Linked DNA regions of Homo sapiens: region 2 is linked to region 1. A link is an interaction called in ENCODE POLR2A ChIA-PET data of the cell type or tissue named here. Cell type or tissue: K562. All regions are shown on one strand. Region 1 overlaps MIR365BHG (MIR365B and MIR4725 host gene). Region 2 overlaps RAB11FIP4 (RAB11 family interacting protein 4).

The links. Peaks named below come from ENCODE experiments on the same cell type or tissue, not always from the same donor. Only the 100,000 strongest peaks of a DNase experiment are listed, where the experiment ranks them.
Region 2: POLR2A ChIA-PET joins it to region 1 with 5 read pairs; 2 of 35 experiments call an interaction of 5 or more read pairs at or near these places.

What each region holds. Positions count from the first base shown.
Region 1 is chr17:31,571,448-31,573,947 of GRCh38, reverse strand. It overlaps MIR365BHG (MIR365B and MIR4725 host gene), which reads right to left. Exons shown (of 3, transcript NR_186556.1): 2 at 1,774-1,863. Among named protein-coding and RNA genes, the nearest start is that of MIR365BHG, 1.6 kb to the right of the region's middle. RefSeq lists an enhancer at 1-582. In K562, no CTCF peak of the experiment used is centred here; no DNase peak of the experiment used is centred here; H3K27me3 peaks cover 2,083 bases.
Region 2 is chr17:31,497,415-31,499,914 of GRCh38, reverse strand. The region is part of intron 3 of RAB11FIP4 (RAB11 family interacting protein 4); the gene reads right to left. Among named protein-coding and RNA genes, the nearest start is that of MIR4724, 36 kb to the left of the region's middle. RefSeq lists enhancers at 1-40, 41-1,002. In K562, no CTCF peak of the experiment used is centred here; a DNase peak (open chromatin) is centred at 1,384.

The DNA of each region.
Region 1 (2,500 bases):
TGCAGGAACCTGGCCTGTCAGGACACAGGTTGCCACCGCTGTGGTGAAAACACATCCCCACAAAAGACAGCCAGCTGCTGGCACCACTACCTGCTAACTTGCTGTATGACCTGACCCTGTGTAAATTACTCGGCTTCCCAGCCTCAGCTCTCTTATCTGTAATAGGAATAATAAGCCCACCTGGAAGGGCAATGTAAGGATCGAAAGAAAGCAAAGTGTGTAGCAGGCTCCTAACAAAAGTGGATCCCCTCAGACCCCAAGGGCAGGGGCTGGGCCATAGCGAATTCTTCCCCTCTGGGAAGGGGGCTGGGTCAGGGTGCCAGCCCGTGCCTCGCTGCACCCTGGGCACTGACACTGCATCTTCTCCCCAACACTCCACGCTCCTTCCAGTTCAGACTGTGAGGAAGTGTGCCTGCTATCCCGATTGCCAGCTCCAGCCTCAGCCCTCTCAAACTGACATTCTGGCACCTGTCATCCACCCGGAGCTTTCTGTCCTAACCAAGATCACAGACATATTCTCCACCAACAAAGCAGAACTGAAGCAGTCCCCCCACACTAGGTTCTGCATCATCTGAACCACTGAACAGCACACCTGCATCACTGTGCTGAGCTGCTCCCGCTGCCTGGCACACCTTACCCCACGTGGTGCCGTGCAATAAGCAGGCAAGACCTAGCTCACCACTCACTAGCCTCGGGCCAGCAACTTAACCCCGAGTGCTTTTGTCTGTTCCTGTGTGAGTCTGGGGTTACTACCTATTTCAGGGGTTGTCTGGAGGACTGAATGGGTTCATTCATGGAAAAGGCTTAGAACTGTGCCTGGCACAAAGCGTTCAATCAAGATTAGCTATTATTACCATTCCTGCTTTGTTCTTCAAGACTCAGCTCACCTCTTCTGGGTGACCTTCCTTGACCCCAGACTCTCCCTGGGTTACAGCCCCTTCCTTCTCCCCATTCCATCATCCCAAAGCTCATCACACTGTGCTTTACCTATTGGTCCACCCAACCAGAGCACAATCCTGGGGCCACCTGCCTCACAATCACACAAACTTATTAACAATGCTGATTGCACCCCCCTTCCCAGGTCTATCAAGGGGCCCTGGAATCTGCATTGTTAATAGGCTCCTGCTGTGATTCTCCCAAGTTTGAACCACTGCTCTGGCACCTGTCATCTACCTGAGCTTTCTGCCCTAACCCAGATCCCAGCCATATTCTCCACTAGCAAAGCAAAACCCAAGTCCCCACACCCATTGCTACAGGCAGGTGCTTGGCCCAGAAACAAAAGCGCCTGGTCCAAAATCAAGGAGGCAGGGTCAGGAGAGCTGCCCCTGAGAGTGGCTGGAGGAGCTCCTCACACCGTGCTGGGTATGTGACAGTGACCCACCTGGGCTTGGCTTTGACAGCAGAGCTAACCTATCACCAAACACACCAGCCACCCAGTCCAGTTCCATGCGCCTTCCCTGAGTGCTCACTCTGCATGGCCCTGGGCTGGGCACACGCTGACGACTGAGGTGCATCATGTGCCAGGTGGCAATGGGACCGGTCAGGGTGATGTCCCACCAAGACCAAAGGGATGAAGTCACGACCCAGCTCTTGCATATTGTAACTGTGGTTGATGCAGACCCACCACCCTTTATTCAAAATTCTCAACTCAAACAAAACTCTGGATAATGAAAGTTGTTTTTGTCACTGAGTGGGAAAATCTGACCCAAACTGACTAGAAACTATTATTTCGAGTCTATATTTATCCTGGGGAGTGTGAATATTCATACTCACCTGAGTGAGTGCCCCCTTCTGTGGGCTGATGGGCCACCAGGGCTTACCAGCGAGCTGTAGAGTAAGGAGGCTCCACTCTGAACAGAGTCCCTAAAGTGCCAGCAACCCACAAAACCATGAGAGAAGAAAAAGAAAGGCCAACTAAATATCAGCCCTTGTTTGGAATTGGCTTTAAGGAAAAAAAAAAACAAAACCATCCACCAGCCCTATCCTGGCTAGGAAAGAAGGTGACCAGGCAGAGGGCAAAAGTCTCAAATGTCTTGGGAGAGAAACCGCCTACAGAGAGAAGGTGCTGAGCACATACAGGGACCCGCTGCCTCTCTGGGATGCTGGGGCCTGCTGCAGGGGCTGGCTGAGAGGATCTGGCCCTGCAGCCTGGAAAGGCCAGGCCTTCTTTGAGTCAGAGGCCAAACATCCTTGGTGCAGCTTGACGGGGTTGGAGGTTGGGGAGGACAGGGGTGATTCCAGCACACAGACTAGAAGAGTGGGCTCTGAGGGTCCCGCCCTCCTTCTGTCCACCCCAGCCAGTCTTCCCCAGGCCAGACCACTACAGAGGTGCAAGTCAGAGGGCTCAACTGGATTTAAACTTCTGATGCAGTGAAAAGAGGTCTTGGCCTCGCAGGCTGGCCCCGCCCTTGCTGGACATTCCGAGGCTGGGAATGAACAAGCCAGGAGACCTGAAACTCATCCATCAGAGCCGCTGGGTTTACGATAATCAACCTCTCTC
Region 2 (2,500 bases), 74 kb after region 1:
AAGAATTCCAGGCATGCCAGCTCAAAGAGAAGCTGCAGGTCAGGGGAGGCTTTTCCTCTTAGCTTTCAGTCCCCCATCACCTACCTGAAGCCACAAAGATCTCCTGTCTACAAATAGCTAGTGGAGCCACAACTCAGAGAAAGAGAACAAAGTTGACATACTAGGGCGCCTACCATGTGGCCAGTCTGCTCTGTGCTTTACAGAGGTGGTAAACTCCCTGCAAGTAATTATCATTTTCCTCCTTATAGATGGGGAAATGTGGCCAGGTGCGGTGGCTCATGCCTGTAATCCCAGCACTTTGGGAGGCCGAGACGGGCGGATCACGAGGTCAGGAGATTGAGACCATCCTGGTCAACATGGTGAAACCCCATCTCTACTAAAAAATACAAAAATTAGCTGGACACGGTGGCACGTGCCTGTAATCCCAGCTACTCGGGAGGCGGAGGCAGGAGAATCGCTTGAACCAGGGAGTAGGAGGTTGCAGTGAGCTGAGACTGTGCCACTGTACTCCAGCCTGGCGACAGAGTGAAACTCTATCTAAAAAAAAAGAAGAAAGAAAGGAAGAAGGAAAAGAAAAAGTGGGGGAATGGTGTCCAGAGAGTCTCATCCACTTTCCCCTGAAGTATCCTGCAGTTTTTCTCTTTACTCCCCTTTGGAGTCACACAAAAAGTTGGGGCCATGCAAACCCAAATCAGGAGTTCCCTAATTTAAATCGTCCCATCTAAATTCTCAGAAAAGATTTCCCAAATGCCTACCGGAAGCTCCAGTTCCCATGCAGCCACTGCATCTCTGGTTCCCCCAAGAAAAGCATGGACCAGAGGTCCCAGCAACTCAACTCAAAAGCGAAGTAACGTGCTGCAGTTGAATGGGGTGCGTATAAAGGGCTCTCCTGGTTCTTGGAACGGGCAGCTATTTTTTGCTACAAATTATAGCTTTTCAAGATGTGGCTTTTTGAAGAGAGGGCTTAATTACTCACACAACCAAGAGTCTGTGGGGCTTGCTTTGGGGGCTCCATACTTTACCATCATGATAAGAGGAGCGATGATAAAAACACTTCACTCAAAGTGAAGGTTTGGGAGGGAAAACAGTGGCTCAGGCCAGCTCTTTCTTCTCGTAGAGTCCACCGGGTAGGTCAGGCTACATTTTCAGGGGAGCACCCTCCAAAGAGGTGACATGGAACTTTCCAGAGAGAGGCCACTATCCAACTCAAGGAGAGCATGCCTGGATGGAGCTGACCCACGGTCCAAAGCCAGGGTGGGTTCCCACCCAGCTCCTCCTCTGCCACAGAACCCTCAGGCCTTGAACAGCCAGCAGAGCACCGATGTTTACCCACAGCCAATGGCCAAGGCTCCACGTGACCCGCCCTTCTGGAGCAGGCAGGTCAGGGTCAGCAGGGTGACTCTCCTCCTCCCAACCCTGCAGGGCCTCCTGCCAGAGCCCTTGGTTTTTATAACCCTCTCCTCCTCCCTGCCCCATCTTCTGGTACCTCCCATCAGCACATAGCCCCCATGGTCTTCCCAGCAAGCTCAGTTCAGGTGTCTCTCTTTGTCCTGTGGCCTTTGCTAGACCCAGCTACCCAAGCTTCGTGTTCCAGAAGCTGCTGTCTTGCATGGGGGGTTGGGGGGTGTCACTCAAGCATAGCTGGCCAGAGCTCAGCTTAGGGCCTCCGGCCAGGGCAGGCTTTCTCGCAGTGGGGACAGGTGAGAGGGCATTAGGGGCTCATGGGGTGGAGACTCTCCCTCCCAGGGAGTCCATTGGGAACCCCCTCTAAGAGCTTGTGAGCTCCCCACTGCCCACAGAACCAGGCCCAGCTCCTGAGAGCAGCTCGCAAAGCCCCTTCCAGCAGGTCTCAGCCTCAGGACATGCTCTGCCTCTCCCCTTCCCTAGTACCCCAGGCTCCTGGGCACCTTTACCCACCCCAATGCCTCAGCACATGCTGCTTCTTATGCACAGGGGGCATAAGCACCACCTCATCAAAGAGGGGGCTTCGAATCTCTGACACTACACACAAAACTGAGGAGGTTGGGCTACTGGCTTTCATTGGAATCTCAAGAGGGAGGGGGCAGAGAGAAGATCTCCAAGGAAAACAAGGTTTAAAACCATCACCTGCTCTTAAAGCCTCCCTCTAGCCAGCAGCGCACACTCAGCCCCTGCTTGGGGGCCACTGTCACCCAGACATCCCCATGTGGCTGTCTCCTGGTGCCTCCCCAACTCAGCCCCGACTTCCATGAACAGCCCACACCTAACCCTCTGTACTGCTCCAGCCAGACCCTGTGCAGCCTTGTCATGTGCACCCCTGTAGGTGCCGACTGGGTGCCCACCCCACCACTCTTCCTCCTCTCTCTCCGTCCTGCCTCACCCCACTGCAGCCCAGCCATCCTGAAGGACGGGGCCCCTGACACATCCTGCTCACACAGGCCCCTGTGCCTTTGCCACTGCCCCCTGCCCAGAACTCCTCCGTCTGTCTCAGGAGCAGTGCCACTGGCTGGCACTCCCCGAG